Regions from separate parts of the Homo sapiens genome. Here region 1 is linked to region 2. A link is an interaction called in ENCODE POLR2A ChIA-PET data of the cell type or tissue named here. Cell type or tissue: GM12878. All regions are shown on one strand. Each heading gives the region's core, and the rest is flanking DNA. Links, peaks and the distances in the headings are about the cores only.

The links. Peaks named below come from ENCODE experiments on the same cell type or tissue, not always from the same donor. Only the 100,000 strongest peaks of a DNase experiment are listed, where the experiment ranks them.
Region 1: POLR2A ChIA-PET joins it to region 2 with 11 read pairs; 5 of 35 experiments call an interaction of 5 or more read pairs at or near these places.

What each region holds. Positions count from the first base shown.
Region 1 is chr2:96,230,075-96,238,404 of GRCh38, reverse strand. It overlaps STARD7-AS1 (STARD7 antisense RNA 1), which reads right to left. Exons shown (of 4, transcript NR_046322.1): 2 at 306-500. Among named protein-coding and RNA genes, the nearest start is that of SNORA112, 20 kb to the right of the region's middle. RefSeq lists enhancers at 4,154-4,303, 4,314-4,383. In GM12878, for the core only: a CTCF peak has its summit at 4,386; a DNase peak (open chromatin) is centred at 4,424; H3K27ac peaks cover 1,640 bases.
Region 2 is chr2:96,153,890-96,162,219 of GRCh38, reverse strand. No RefSeq gene overlaps it. Among named protein-coding and RNA genes, the nearest start is that of DUSP2, 13 kb to the right of the region's middle. RefSeq lists enhancers at 3,064-3,601, 3,610-3,749, 3,910-4,319, 4,036-4,330, 4,142-4,680 and 2 more. In GM12878, for the core only: no CTCF peak of the experiment used is centred there; DNase peaks (open chromatin) are centred at 79, 4,239, 4,999, 5,539 and 1 weaker place; H3K4me3 peaks cover 760 bases; H3K27ac peaks cover 4,360 bases.

The DNA.
Region 1 (8,330 bases), core at 90-8,089, 76 kb before region 2:
GGTGGGCAGGGTCCACTACTCCTGCCAGGATGGTGGCTCCTGCTTCTTGCCTACTGGTTCCTTGGTGTACTTTTGCTGTATCCCTTCATGGAAACATTTCCTTATTGGGAACCAGAACCTAAAACCCTCAAAGCTTAGAGTTGTGGTAACAGAAATACCCCAATGGGATTAATGTAAAGTGAAGCCGCTCCTATCTCTACCCCTTGGTTCCTGGACCTATATATTCCTCCCAGTGGGACATAGCGCCTTATTGGTTGTTGATTAGAGTGTACACTGTGCCCTGGAAGGTAGTAACCCCTCCTTACTTGGTATCATCGTCTCTGAGCTGGCATCTCAGCTACGCCTTCAACAGCCCATTTCTTCTCTTCGTTCAAGCCAGTATCTTCTGGGTGGTGCAGAATGTGACAGGACCAGTGATCCCATGGTCACGTGCCATTGTCATGCCTCCTTCGCCTTGCAATGAACGGGCCCTTGGGTCTGATGTGATGTTACGTGGGAACCTATGTCAGTGGGTAAAACACTCAGTAAGCCCTCAGATAGTGGCGTTGGCTGAGGCCCTGCAGGCAGAAAAGGTAAACCATGTGTCCATTCTAGTCAAAATAAATTTCTGCCATTTCTAGGATGGAAGGGACCCATTGTAGTCAACTTATTACCAAGCGGCTACTTATTTACTTTGAGAGCTACTGCCATTTCCGAGGATCAGCACTGATGCATTGCTGGCAGGCTGAACATTCAGCAGTGGTGGTAGCTACATCAGCCCTTGTGAGTGACGGTCCATGTGTTTGTCCCCATCCCTGCCACCACAGTTGCTCCTTCACATGCCCGTTGTGTCAGTTCTGGGGTGGCTGATGGCATCTGGTTGACATCAAATTGGCTAAATCATTCTGTCTAGCTGGTTGTTTGGTGTTTCTTTCAAGTTAGATGCTTTCTGGTGGTCCTCTTCACACTTCCTAGCTACTCAAATAGTCCATCCACATGCCTCTGTCCCAGACATCCTTGTCCTTGATCTTCTAATCTTTCTCCTTCCAGACCCCTGATCAACCCATCAAGGCAGTTACTAGTAGCCATGAATGAATATAAAGTGTACCCTTGGGCTACATGTCTTTCCATACGAAGTGGATGAACAGATGCACCAGTGAGAGGACTGATCCACTGGGGGGATTTCCCTTGCCACTCTTTGTCAAGATCAGCCTATGGTGGGCTGTATTGTAGTCACAGCTCATTTTTGGCTTGCAGCCATATACCTGTCTGACCCATCTGTGAATCAAGAAAAAGCAAAGGCTCTCCTCTTTTGTCAGCTGATCATAAAGGGACTTTGCCCCCCTGTGCAGCCACAGGCATGAGCTGAGGGAGAAGCACTGGTGCCACACTGGCAGGTGACATGTGTGTCTAGGCCATCTGACTGTGTAGCTCTGTTCATGCCCAGTTCTGGACATACCATTTCCATCTTACTATGGATTATGGCTAGGCCCATTCAACTTTATGTCTTGGTGAGTTTGATAGGCAGAACCTAACTAATAACGAACGGTTCTAGACACGTGGTCACTTGGTGCCCCTTGGTGAAGTGTTCCATCTCTGCCAGGGTTTAGTAGCCCTTCAGGAGCTATTCTTCAAAAGGTGTCTAATTCTCTGCTGCAGATAGTATGGTCTTGCTCCAGAACCCTGAAGACCTATATTGTGATTGTCCTGCTGGGGCTTGCTAGAAACTCCACCTTGGATACCTGTAATATAATGGAATGACCAGAGCCTTAGCAGAGGTGCTTCCTGAGGTTAAGGGGAATCTAAAATGGACAGCAGAGGAAGAGAAATGATGAGGATCAATTAAAACATCAAGACTGTAGGGTCTGCCACTTGTAGCAACCGGACCTGCTGCAGAGCTCTCTCCTATTCTGGGCCCCCCAGTCAAAGATGGCAGCCTCTTGTGTTACCAGGTGTTAGGTTAAGCAGTATTCCCAGTTGTGGAATATGCTGCCTCTAAAATATGAATGGATTTACTAGAAGTTGTGCTTCCCTCTTCCCTGTGGTAGGTATGAGTTTCAGTAATTTGTTCCTTGCTTTAGAATGTTTCAGCACGCTTAGACCACTGGACTCCTAAAAAGTTCACTGATGAGGCAAGCTCTTGTATATCATAGGACGTTTCTTCCACTTCCTAGAGTGTATGTGTCTCACCCAAAGTACTTGACACTTCTTGCTCACCTGGCCTCATTAGCAAGATGCATATGATATCATCAACATAGGAACTAATACGAAGTTCTAAGAAATATTCAGACAGTTCTTATGTCTTTAGACTGTATTTTGACAGAGTTAACACAGCCCTGTAGGAAAACCATAAATATATACTTTTGTCAATTCCAAGTGAATCTACTGTTTCTGATCTTCCTTTTGGTGGGGATGGGAAATTGTGCATTTGCCAGATCAGTGGTCAGTTCCCTCACACTGTGTAGACTATGTAAATCCACTCTAGCATGGATGCATCTGGCACAGTAGCTGCAATTGGGATATTCGGTTCGTTTGTTGTAGTCTACTTTCACACTACAGGACATACCTGGATCTCGTAGGGTCCAGATGGGTGAATTAAGTGGAGATTTGAGGGAGGACACTACCCCTGCATCCTTTGTTCTTGAAGGTGGCATTAATCTCTGCCATTCCCCTGGGATGCAGTATTTTTATTTATTTAGAGACAGAGTCTCGCTCTGTTGCCCAGGCTAGAGTGCAGTGATGCAATCTCGGCTTACTGCAACCTTCGCCTCCCGGGTTCAATGACTCTCATGCCTCAGCCTCCCGAGTAGCTGGAACCACAGGTGTGTGCCACCATGCCCGGCTAATTTTTTTGTATTTTTAGTAGAGATGGGGTTTCACCATGTTGGCCAGGGTAGTCTCGAACTCCTGGCCTCAAGTGATCAATCTGCCTTGGCCTCCCAAAGTGCTGGGATTACAGGCGTGAGCCACTGTACCCAGTCTGCCTTTTCTTTCTTATGTTGGCTGGTTATATTAGTTATCTACTGTGGAATAACAAATCACCCCAGGGAGCACACTCATTTGGTGGGCTTTCATCTTAAAAGGAACAAAGGCAGTGTGTGTCCAGGTATAGGCTGGTAGATTTGGTGATGGGAAAATGAGGCAGTTCTGGTCTAGTTGTTTCTTTTTTTTTTTCCGAGACAGGGTCTCAATCTGTTGCCCAGTGCAGTGGCGAGATCATGGCTCACTAACTCCTACTGCTTCAATCTCCTGGGCTCAAGTGATCCTCCCACCTCAGCCTCCCAAATAGCTGGGATCATAGGAGTGCTTCACCCTGCCTGGCTAATTTTTAAATTATTTTTGGTAGAGACAGGGTTTTGTCATGTTGCCTAGGCTGGTCTCAAATTCCTGGGCTCAAGTGATCCTCCCGCCTTGGCCTCCCAAAGTGCTGGGATTACAGGCTTGAGCCACTGCACCTGGCCTGAGTTGCTTCCATTTTCTCATTAAACAAAGCAAGTCATCAGCTGAGATGTGAATCTCAGTAATACTGTCTGTATCATGAGACCTGTCTCCTTGGCCATAATTACCACAACCGGACCGGGGATGAGCTCCTAATCCAAGTGAAGGCACTTGATTCTTTCTTTTGGGAGCTTGAAGTGAGGATTCAAAGACATCAGTGTCAATTAGTGCTCAAACTGGAAGGATTTGTAAATTTAGAAACTGGGTCAGACATTTTTCTTTATATAAATGGAAAAGCTGAGAAGATTAGGTAGGGGTTGGGTGAAAGAGTAAAGCAGAAAGGAAGTAGAAAAGTAGAAAGAAAATAAGAGTCCACATAGACTTGGAGTTGCAAAAGAGGAATTACTTAGGTTCCTGTCCTAAGGTTTGAGTCCTCTGAGAAGATGCCCAGATAGGACTAAATGTGCAAGAGATGTGCTGGGAAAACACTTGTGAAGCGAATAGCAGGAAGCCGGAAGAGCCTGGGAGAGCTGCAATGCAGGTGTAGCCCCTGCCAGGAGACAGGAATGGAGGAGGGCTGGGTTGAGGAGGTGTTAGAACGCAGTGTAGTTCTTTCTTTTTCAGAGACAGTCTCCCTTTGTTGTCCAGGCTGGCCTCAAACTCCTGAGCTCAAGCAATTCTCCTCCCTCAGCCTCTTGAGTAGCTGGGACTACACATGCCTAACCATGCCCAGCTTAGAACGTAGTGTAGTTCTAAGAAAGCTCTGCAAGAGCTGATGAGGTGTGCTTGTGCCAAAGCCACCTGTCAGAGGAGTCCCCATATCCCAGAAATGGGCCTGCCTTAGTATGGCAGGCCTGCACTCAGTCACCGGGTGGGAGCAGCTCACAAGAAGGGTGGTCTCAGTGCAAATGCAGTGGCAGAATTTCATAGCCCAGCAGCAGGGGGCCATGTTACGCTCCCCTGCATTCAGAGATGTGAGCAGTGCACTCTCATGGCCACAGCTCCCAATGCCTTTTCAGTTCCTTTTTCTACCACCTTATGATGCGCAAGTGCCTTTCCTGCCTGTGAATTCTGAGCTTCTTGAGACACTCCTGGATCTTTCAAATTCGATTCCATATTTATGCTTAAACTACTTTGAGTGGATTCCAAGTACTTGCAACAAAAACAACAACAAAAAACATAGATTGAAATAGTAACAAGGGGACTATAATCTAAATTTTCTATATAAGAGGGGATGGAAGGAGGTAATAATAATTCTAGCGCTTATTCCTTATACCCTGTAGAGGGTTCTACAGTTTGTAATGTATTTTAGCTTACACAATCTTATTTGAGTCTTACAACAACCTCTGAACACAAGTAAGGCTGGCATCATTATCTGTATTTCACAGATGAGGAAGCTGAGTTTCAGAGACAATACAAATTATGCTGAATTGAAAAAAAATGGAGGCCGGGCGAGGTGGCTCACGCCTGTAATCCCAGCACTTTGGAAGGCTGAGGCAGGTGGATCACCTGAGGTCGGAGTTCGAGACCAGCCTGACCAACATGGAGAAACCCCATCTCTACTAAAAATACAAAATTAGCTGGGCATGGTGGTACATGCCTGAAATCCTAGCTACTTGGGAGGCTGAGGCAGGAGAATTGCTTGAACCCGGGAGGCAGAGGTTGCAGTGAGCTGAGATAGTGCCATTGCACTCTAGCCTGGGCAAAAAGAGCGAAACTCTATTCAAAAAAAAAAAAAAAAAGACAAACCATATAAATGTTAGCCTCTACCTATAAAAGCAGTGAGCCAAAAGCAGCACTGCATTCCTGGAGAGATTGCAGAAATTAGTTCCACCACTAATCAATGATCTGAAAGACACAGAGCTGATGATTTCCATTCAGCTTAGCTCTCTAGCCTGTGCAGATCCAAGATGGATCCAAGAGAATGGCGTGGATTATTATAAACTCAATTAGGTTGTGACTCCAATTGCAGCTGCTATTCTAGGTGTGCCTTCATTCATGAAGCAAATCAATGCATCCCTTGGAGCAAAGTATGCAGCTATTGATCTGATGAATGCTTTTTTCCTCAGCAATTTTTAGTAAAGACCATCAAAAGCAGTTTGCTTTGAGCTGACAGGGCTAGCAATACCTATTCGTTATCCAAACTCAGGACTGTATCAATTCGCAGTCATCTGTCATCATCTAGTTTGTGGAGACCTTGTCCTCTTCTCTACTCCACAGGACATCACATTCATCTAATGTGTTGATAATATGCTGATTAGAAGTAGTAACTATTCTAGCCACCTTGACGAGATATATGTATGCCAGAGGGTGGGAAATAAATCCCACAAACATTCAGTGAACCTTCTGGGGGGCCTAACGGTCTGGGGCATGTTAAGCTGGGCCCTACTACCACTAAGAGGCACAATGCCCAGTGGTTTTGGATTTTGAAGGCAATGTATACCTCATTTCAATGTTCTTCTCTGACCCATTTTCTGAATAACTTAAAAGGCTATCAGTTTTGAGTGGGGCCCAGAAGAAAAGATGACATTGTCATGACAGTTCCTGACTTATGAAGGTTCAACTTAATTTTTTTTACTTCAGCAATGATGCGAAAGCGATGTGCATTCAGTAGAAGCTGTATTTCGAATGCTGGATTTTGATCTTTCCCTAGGTGAGTGATATGTGGTGCGATGCTCTCTCGTGATGCTGGGCAGCAGCAGTGAGTGCAGCTCTGCCAGCCACAGGATCACTAGGCTGGATGACCAATATTCTACAGTGGGCTGTATGGACGGATCACTTTGCCCAACTGTAGGCCAATGTAAGTGTTCTGGGCATGTTTGAGGTAGGCTAGGCTAAGCTATGATGTCCTGTAGGTTAGGTGTATTCAGGGCATTTGCAACTCAGGATATTTTCTTTTCTTTTTCTGAGATAGGGTCTCACTTTGTCTCACCAGGCTGGACTGCAGTGGTGCAAGCATGGCTCTCTGCACCCTCGATCTCCTGGGCTCAAGCCATTCTCCCACCTCAGCCTCCCACGTAGCTGGGACTACAGGCGTGTGCCTCCATGCCTGGCTAACTTAAAAAATTTTTTTTTTTGTAGAGACAATGTCTTGCTATGTTGCCCAGACTGGTTTCACACTTCTGGGCTTAAGTGATCCTCCAGCTTTGGCCTCCCAAAGGGTGGGGATTACAGGCATGAGCCATTGCACCTGGCGAAATTTTTATAATTGTATGTTGTCTCAGCATCTGTTTTAAATACAGGTTAGCCTTTCTCATATAAAAAGCAGGACTCAGTCACCCTTGACACATTGTCCAGTTCTCCACCTCCTCCTAGCTCCTCAGTGTGATCAATCTAGATACCTGCCTTATACAACCACCTCCTGATGACCACTTCCCTGTGGACACCTAGATACTACATATGTGACTTGCTCCAACCCCCTCGCCCCACATGGACTGCCCAGACATGCTGCAGTGACCACCTCTGAGTCACAGCATGACCCCATGATACTTGTGCCTGCTTGCTCTAAACTTACCAGTTAGAACTCCTATCGGATGCAGTGGCTCACGCCTGTAATCCCAACACTGTGAGTGGCCAAGGTGGGAGGACTGCTTGAGACAAGGAGTTTGAGACAGCCTGGGCAACATAGCGAGACCTTGTCTCTACCAAAAATAATTTAAAAATTAGCTAGGCATGGTGGCGCACTCCTGTGATCCCAGATATTTAGGAGGCTGAGGTGGGAGGACTGCTTGAGCCTGAGAGGTAGAGGGTGCAGTGAGCTGTGATAGCGCCAGTGCACTCCAGCCTGGGCAACAGAATGAGACCATTTCAAAAAACCAAAAACCCGCTGGGCATGGCAGCTCATGCCTGTAATCCCAGCACTTTGGGAGGCCGAGGCAGGAGGATCACCTGAGGTCAGGAGTTTGAGACCAGCCTGGGGAACATGGCAAAACCATGTCTCTACTAAAAATACACAAATTAGCCAGGTGTGGTGGTGGGCACCTGTAATCCCAGCTACTCGGGAGGCAGAGGCATGAGAATCACTTGACCCTGCAAGGCGGAGGTTGCAGTGAGCCAAGATTGCACCACTGCCTTCCAGCCTAGGTGACAGGGTGAGACTCTGTCTCAAAAAAAAAACAACAACAAAAAAAACAAAACCAAAAACCAACCCCCCCCCCACCAAAAACAAACAAACAAACAAAAAAAACAAAAACTCCTCTCAGGAAACCTGCTTGGGTAATGGCCTGGACCCAATACAGACATTAGCCCTCAGGCCCCTTGCTTTCTCTCTCATTCCCTGCTCCCCAGCTAAGCACGTGTGTCCTGGCCAGCTCTCTCCCCACTGGCCCTGAGAGGCGTGCTGCCCTCTTCTCTGTAAGAGCTCTGTAAGCAATACACTGCTTCTGTTACTTCATGTGTTTTGCTGTGTTGCCTCCTCTGCAACTCACCTGACCATCATACCTGAACCCAACTCTCATTCCATAGAGGGTTCTCCTACAGAGTGGCTATCTTGGTAGGAATAAACTGGACACAAGTCAGACAAGAGCCACACAGGTGTCTGCCAGTATCAACAAGTTTCCTGTGAGACGGACACCTGGTCATGGGTCTGACACTTAGGAATTAGGCCATCTGCCAGATAATGAAGTATCCTGTCAATGGCGCACTGCAAACATCCATGGCCAGCTCTCCTGGGGCCCTGGAGTCAGGACAGGGCTAGAGTTTACAGCCACTCTCCAGAAAGAGGCCTCAAGATGAAATCAGAAGAAACACAATACTATCTTCTGCAGGTAACTATTCTCCTTTTGAGATACAGCTTCGAGCATGTCACTTGGCCCTAGTGGACACTAAAGCCCTTGGCTGTGGGCCACCAAATTATCAAGTGTCCTGAGCTAAGCCTAAATATCATTATTTATTAATGATAAATTAAATTGGGT
Region 2 (8,330 bases), core at 32-8,031:
ATTTGAATGTTTGCCAACCTGATGGGTGGATCATCGCGCTGCCTTGTTTCAGTGGGTAGAGCATGGCTTTTGTGGATTACTGGAGATTTGCATTTCTTGGTCTGTGAATTCTGTGTTGTTATTCTTTGCCCCTTTCCTGTTGTGTTGTTTGACTTTTTCTTATTTGTTTTTGGAGGCCTCACATCTTTACTCACTTTCTTCACACTCTCTGTCCTCTTTTCCTGTTGGGCTTTTCTCCATAACCACCATCTGACGTACGATGTGTTTATTTCTTTATTGCTTGTCCTCCCCACCCCATTACAATGTAAGAACCAAGAGGGCAGAGATTTTGTCATTTGTCCATGTGAAGGTTTCCAGTACCTGAGACAATGCCTGGTGCCTAATAGGCACCCTCCAATTAACTGCTGGATGAATGAATGAATGAATAATATTTTATCTGTCACTTGCTTTCAAATATTTTCTTTCTTTCTTTTTTTTTTTTTGAGATGGAGTTTTGCTTTTGTTGCCCAGGCTGGAGTGCAGTGGCACAATCTCGGCTCACTGCAACCTCTGCCACCTGGGTTCAAGCAATTCTCCTGCCTCAGCCTCCCGAGTAGCTGGGATTACAGGCACGTGCAACCACATCTGGCTAATTTTTGTATTTTTTAAGAAGAGACGAGGTTTCGCCATGTTGGTCAGGCTGGTCTTGAACTCCTGACCTCAGGTGATCCGCCTGTCTTGGCCTCCCAAAGTGCTGGGATTAGAGGCATGAGCCACCGCGCCCAGCCTGTTTCTAAGTATTTTCTCCATGTTTGTCACTCACCCTTTACTTTTGTTTGTGGTGAGTTTGAGCATACAGAAACTTTTAAAAAATTTTAAGTTTATTTTGTTTTTTTTCTCTCCAACTTTTATTTTAGGTTCAGAGGGTATGTGTGCAAGCTTGTGACATGGGTAAATTGCACGTTATGGGGGTTTGGTGTACAGATTTTTTCGTCACCCCAGTAATAAGGATAGTACTAGACAGGTAGTTTTTCGACCCTCACCCTCCTCGTCCACCTCAAGTAGGCTCCATGTGTGCTCAACGTTTAGCTCCCACTTATAAGTGAGAACTTGCGGTATTTGGTTATCTATTCCTGCATTAATTTGCTTAGGATGATGGCCTCCACCTCCATCCGTGTTGCTGCAAAGGACTTGATCTCCTTTTTTATGGCTGTGTAATCTTCCATGGTATATATGCACCACATTTTCTTTATCCAGTCCACCGTTGATGGGCATTTAGGTTTATTCCTCCTCCTTGCTGTTGTGCATAGTGCTGTAATGAGCATTCACGTGCATGTGTCTTTGTGGTAGAATGATTTATGTTCCTTTGGGTACATACTCAGTAATGAATTGCTGGGTCAAATGATAGTTCTGCTTTAAGTTCTTGGAGAAATCTCCAAACTGCTTTCTACAGTGGCTGAACTAATTTACATTCCCACTGGCAGCATGGAAGTGTTCTCTTTTCTCTACAACCTCTCCAGCATCTGTTATTTTTTGACTTTTTAATAGTAGCCATTCTGACTGGTGTGAATTGTTATCTCATTGTGGTTTCGATTTGCCTTTCTCTAATAATTAGTGATACTGACCATTTTATTCATATGCTTGTTGGCCATATGTATGTCTTCTTTTGAGAAGTGTCTGTTCATGGCCTTTGCCCATTTTTATTATTTTTATTTTTTATTTTTTTGAGAGAGAGTCTTGCTCTGTCACCCAGGCTAGAGTGCAGTGGCGAGGTCTCGGCTCACTGCAACCTCTGCCTTCTGGGTTGAAGTGATTCTCCTGCCTCAGCCTCCCAAGTAGCTAGCTGGGGCTACAGGCGCGAGCCACCACAGCTGGCTAATTTTTGTATTTTTAGTAGAGACAGGGTTTCACATATTGGCCAGGCTGGTCTCTTGAACTCCTGACCTCAAGTGGTCTGCCTGCTTTGGCCTCCAAAAGTGCTGGATTACAGGCATGAGCCATTGTACCCAGCCCTTTGTCCATTTTTTAAATGGGGTTGTTTTTTGCTTGTTAATTTAAGTTCCTTATAGATTCTGGATATTAGAACTTTGTTGGATGCATTGTTTGCAAATATTTTCTCTTGTTCTGTAGGTTGCCTGTTTACTCTGTTGATGGTTTCTTTTGCTGTGTAGAAGCTGTTTAGTTTAATTAGGTCCCATTTGTTAATTTTTGGTTTTGTTCCAATTGCTTTTGGAGTCTCTGCCAGGGCTTGTGTCCAGAATGGTATTTCCTAGGTTTTCTTCTAGGGTTTTTATAGTTTTTATATGCTGGGAGTTCTGGGGAGGAGAGCCTGCATACCAGCCTGAGCTCCTAGTCCCCACTTAACCCTGGGCCACTGTCCTGTCAGCCAAATCGAACTGCTACCGACATACCTGGGTGCCACTGAAAGGTTTCCAGCAGAGCAATTTAGAAACTTAGAAAGTTCATTCTGGATGCTACAGGAGGAGGGGCGAGGCTGGAACCAGGATAGAGGTGGGGTCTCTCAACTCCCTCCAGCCAAAGACCACGAGGAACACAGCTGTAGTTGAACAAATCGGGCATATTTGCAGCGAGGGCAAACACACAGTACCAGGAACCGTGGGCGTCTGGGCAGGATGTGTGAGAAAGCACCTGTGCCACAGGCTGGGCTGTCCTGTGTCCTTGATGTGTTGTGGAGAATTGGACTCCACCTCTTGATAGAAGAGCGTCAAAATGTTGTAGTCATTTTTGCACTGTACCACAAGGCCATTCTTCTTTTTTGGGCTGGGAGAACAAGGAGAGGGAAGATGTTGTCAGAGTCTGGGACAGCGAGGGCTGTGAAGAGGGGCCGAGCTATGGGAACGGGAGTCCCAGAGGGACCCAGCCCGGCCCACACCTTGGTGTCAGGGCAGAGGAGGAGCAGGGATAGAAGTCCTCGAGACTCTTTCCCCACTTCGCCTCCTGGTGCCTTCTGGCTGAGTAGTCAGGAAGCAGAGAGTGAGAGATCCCACCTGACTGTCCGTGCATGGCAGCCTGTGGGCCCAGAGCAGGGAGGAGAACGGGTCTGGGAAGGGGAAGGGGACAGAGAGTAACCAGCAAAGCCACTGCATTCCCAGAGCCCAGAGCGGTGCCTGGCGCATAAGAGCTGCTCCACAAATATGTGTTGAATGGCTGAGTCTCACGGAGGTCTTAGTTCTGGGCAGCGCCCCTCTAATGTGTGTGATCCTCCTGGGGAAATTCCAGGGTGGAGGAGGAGAAGTTTATTGAAGGGGCAAGAAGGGGCTGGGGCCAAAAACAGTCAGCAACACCCTCTCGTGACCCAGCTCCTGGCTCTCTCGCGACTCTTCTTGCCGCTGATGTGACTGGGCTGTCCCAGTGCAGACTCTCTGGACCTCACTGGCCAGGGTCTGAGGGCCTCCTGCCAAGCTAGGACAAGAAGGGGCTGTGCAGGCGGCCAGGCCCCCTGGGTCCACCTTGGACTCCTGGATCCCCCGTGCCCTGAGCCTCTCAGCAAGCCTTGCCCGAGCCCGTGCTGGGCAGCAGGTCCCGAGGCGGCCCTCTCGGGAGCAGACGGCTGCAGTGCACCAGCATGGATTTCTTCTGTCCCAGCACCTGCTGCATGGAGCCTACAGAAGGGGCTGCCGATCAGGGAAAGGAGGAAGGTTCTCTTAGCATAAGCAGCCCGGAGATGCACGAGGAAGGGGCCCAGCTAGGTGGGGCAGGGGGGCACTGTCTGTGACGCTCCCCCTGAATTGACAACCATGGGGCCTCTGCTCTCCCTGACTGCCCTCTCTTGCCCCACAGGATCCAAAGTTGAGGAGTCAAGGGCCAGGAGGCTGAGAGGTGCCAGAGCAGGAGGGTCCTGGGGAAGGCTTTGTCCTCGGCTGTGAGAGAAGCTTACACATGGGCAGAGGGGCCAGGAAGAGCCCTATGCCTGGAGAGAGGCTGGGGGACAGAAGAAAAGCTTCTTCTGGGGTCTCCCTATAGGTGGGGGCTGCCCCCTGTGCTGGGAGGCCAGCCCACTTGCCTGCCCTCATGAGTCTGTTGTTCCTTCATTATTTTAATTATTTACGTATGGCAGGCCGTTCACAGCTTCCAAAACACCTTCCCGGATGGTGGCTCATTCAGTTCCGACAACAGCAGGGTGAGGTGGTGCTGCTGGGGCCCCTTTCCCAGTGAAGCGGCAGGGGCAGGGTGACATGATTCAGCACTGCCGCCGCCCACACAGAGGGGCCACCCCTCCTTGCACGCCATGAGGGGAAGGCACCCCGTGTGCGCCCTACTGCTGGCGTGTGAGCAGTTTCTATTTCCCTTGGCGGACTGGGACTATGGGGCCTTCTCCCCGCTGGGGCCTGTCACTGTCCCAGCCCTGGACCCAGCAGGGAACTTCCTCCACCCTCTATAGGGTGGGGTGTGGGGAGAGCCCCGCTTAGCCTCAGCTCAGGGCTTCTGGGCTGCCGGACACTGCCTGGCCCTGTGGTCCCCAACCCATGTGGCCACCTGCTCACCCATTTTCGACTCCATGCCAGGGCCAAGATGCTTGTAAGCCCCTTGTCCTTCCTCTGCTACTGACCTGTCCCCAGGCCCCAAGGGCTCCTTGGGGAGGTAGGAGATGGCTGAGGATAAGCCCAGTGGTTTTCTGTAACCTGTTCCTTCTGCCCTGTGGGAACCATGGCTGTGCACTGGTCCTGTCCACAGCCCTACTTGCCCAGTGTGGCTCTGGCAGGGGCCACCCCTGTGTTCAGGCATGGGGGCCTCCTGGGGGGACGGTGGCTGACCTGGGGGCAGGCAGGTTCTGCTGAGGGTGGGGGAAGGCAGCATGGCTCTGGGCAGCCTGTACAGGACATGTCTTCTGCCCCTCCAGCCTCTTGCTTAGGATTCACCAAGCATGACTCACTTTCCCTCTCTGAGCCTCAGTTTCCATATCTGTAAAGAAGGGCTGATGAGAATCCCTGGGGTGAGGACAGAGGGAGACATCCAAGAGGGTGGAGCCTGCTTGGAAGCAGCTGCATGACAGCAGCTCCCATGGGACAGCAAGTCCCTGAGGGCTTCACAGAGCTGCAGGGCACCCAAGAGGGAGCCACCACGCTCCGCCAGGGTGACGGGGAAGCTTCCTGGAGGAGGCAGCATTGGTGCTGGCCCCAGGGAGGCGGGCATGAGGGCATTCTGAGTCCACAAGAAGGGCATTGCAGACAGAGTGGCTGCTGTGAGCAAGGTGGTTTGGGGGCCATGGGCACAGGGTGGTGGGAAGAACTAAGCTGGGCTTTGCTGAAGAACATGAATCAAATAAGGGGAAGAAAGATGGGGCCTTGACTCCCTGCTGAAGGGTGTGGATGCATCCCAGAGGCAACTATAGGGAGCTGGGACTCAGATTTCCCTCGGGGAAGAAGACTTGGGCTGTGATGGGAGGGGGTGGGCAGACGGGGCCGGGAGAGGCAGAGGCAGGTGCCCAGGACCTGGGGGTGGCTGTTATCATAGTCTGGTTAGGAGACAACAGGGCCTGGCTGATTCTGAAACCAACTGGTTGGTTTGGGAAACCTCTGCTGTAACCTCACATTAGCCCCCAAACCAGTTTGTCACACTGCTTGGAGTCACCCCAACATGGGCCCTGGTGTGGGCACATGACATGCCGGGTCTCTGATCCTTTTGTGGCATGGAGTTAACCACCTCTCTGCTTTTCTGGTTTAAAAAACAGTGCTTGTTTGTTTTTCTCATATTTTATGTCATCATTCCAAACAAATTTTGGAGAATAAGTAAAAGGTAAAAGTGTGTTTGAAGTGGGCTCATCTCTCAGCCAAGGTGGAGGGGGTTCCCCAGCCCCTGGAAGATGGTGAACCCATCTGGGGTTCTAACCCACAACTAATCTGTAGCCCATCTAATTTGTAGCCACATGTGAGGTCCCATGCCCCGGGTCCTGGGCACACACGCATTTCTGTTCTGTTTCCACTGGGTGGGGGTGGGGGACTGCTGGGCTCCAACCAAGGTCAGATGGTGCCAGGGGCATGGGTGGCAGTGCGGCCATGGGCATGTCAGGCCTCCTCTTCCTTGGAGGACCTTACCACCATCGGAGAGGCAGGACTAATGCACAGAGCCCAGGGGCCTTAACGAGGAAAGGATGGGCGGGAGTCCCAGTTCTGCCTTGACATTGGGGAAAAAATTCCTCATCCGCCAAATGGGAATAGCAAGTAATTCCTGTCCCGCAAAGTGATGTGAAACTGATGAGAAGTGTGATTTTTTTTTTTTTTTTGAGATGGAGTCTCGCTCTGTTGCCCAGGCTGGAGTGCAGTGGTGTGATCTCAGCTTGCTGCAAGCTCCGCCTCCTGGGTTCAAGTAATTCTCCTGCTTCAGCCTCCCTGGTAGCTGGGACTACAGGCGCCCGCCAACACACCTGGCTAATTTCTTTTTGTATTTTTAGTAGAGACGGGGTTTCATTGTGTTAGCCAGGATGGTCTTGATCTCCTAATCTTGTGATCCGCCCGCTTCAGCCTCCCAAAGCGCTGGGATTACAGACATTAGCCACCGCACCTGGCTGAGAAGTATGATTTAATGTAGCTAGCTCACGGTAGATTCACAGTAATTGGAAGTTATTGGAAAACATTGCCAAATAGTTCTTATTTTTAGCCAGAATGAGACAACATCCAGGTGCCTGGTGCTGCTGGAATAGAGGCGAGGAAACCCTCTGGGTCTCCAGCCCAGGCAGTTGCAGCCAGGCCCCCGGCTACTCTGGCCTCCAGGATCTGGGGAGCATGGAGCAGCTTCTGGGAGCTCACTGACTGGGGCCATTAGCAACTGGACATTCTGGGCTGGGGTCTGAGGCTGAGCAGAGGGGCCTGGTGGGTGGAGAAGGGTGGAGGGAGGTGAAATTCTGGTGCACGCAGAAGCCAACAATCCTATTGTGCCTGGTGAGCAACCTGTGTTGAGGTGGTGTGCCCGTTCCCCTGCCTTAAGGAGGGGCTTCAGTCCCCAGAGGGAGAAGACTTCGGCTCTGGGCGCCTTCCCTGGGGGGCATGGGACACTCCCCTGCATTGTGACCTTGGGCCTTTATCCTCTGGGTTTCTCTGGTCCAGCAGGCCTGGCCAGGGCAAGGCTGGGCACGTGCAGGCCAGTCTGCAGACCTAGTGCTCAGGAGCGGTCACGGAGCACCTCCTCTGGCCTCCAGGAGTGCATCACAGGCTGAAGAGGCAGCCGTGCTTGAGCCCAGAATGGAGGAGAAGTCGGGAGGGCTGGGCTGGGACACAGAAGGATCCACAGAAGAGGCGGCTCCAGCAATCCAGGGGCAGAGAACAGCAAGAGCGGAGGTGTGGAAGTTGGGGTTGCAGGGTGAATGGGGGTCGTTGGCGAGTCCTCTAAGCCAGGCCCTTGAGTGAGGATTGGCTGTCACCACTGTGGTCTCTGAGCAGGGAGAGGCAGGCTCTATACTGGTTCATCTTGGGCCAGGCACTGGCATCAGGGGCCTCAGTCCTTTAAGTCCATACGAGGGGCAGGAGTCCTGGGAGAGGCTTGCCAGGGCATCCCCTGAGCCTGGACAGCATGGGCCAGGACCAGCGTCCCTGCCTCAGCCACTGCTCAGCTCCCCTCCCTTGGCCTCCTCTGGCTGAGGGGGATATTTACTGAGGGTAGGGGGGTGGCCTGAAGATGGGGAGCAGTGAGGGGTTGGGGAGGAGGAGAGAGATGGGTGAGGAGGAGGAGAACAAAGAGACAGTGGGTACGTAGAGGAAAAGGAGAGAGAAGGGAGGAAGGCAGGTGGCCCCCCAGCTGCAGGCCTTCCCTGCTGGCACACAGGGCGCCTCCCTGGGCACCACCCTCCTGCCCTTCTCCGGGGTCCTCCCACGGGGTCTGGGTAAGGGCAGCACACCCTCCGGGCCATCCTGTGTCCCTCGTGCCTCTCCCTTGCCCTCAGCACCCAGGCCAGCAGAAAGGAGCCTCCTGGCTTGGGGGTTCTGGCTTAGTGACTGCTGTCATTGGGGCTGCTCCCGGGGGCCCTCACTCGGCCCTGCTCCTGGGTGATCTTGCAGCCACAGCTCCCAGCCCTGTGCTGGCAAAGCACTGGGTGTGCCTGACCCCTGCAGGCTCTAGGAAGCTGGACCTAGGTCGCTACTGCCTTTGCCAGGCCCAGCCTGAGATGCCCTTGGTGGCCACTGGGAGCCACTCCTCCAGGGTCTTACCTCTCTCAGACTAAACCTGAGTCCTGCCCCTGCCCCTGGGGAAACAGAGGCAGGCACTTCCTGCCCAGGCCCTGCTCTGGGTGAGTTGAGCTGGGGATAGGGCCACACACCTCTCTGGGCAGCAGCTACACCCCTGAAGGAATCAGGGGACATTGGTGGTGACCTCTTCTGGGTTGCAACACTCAAATG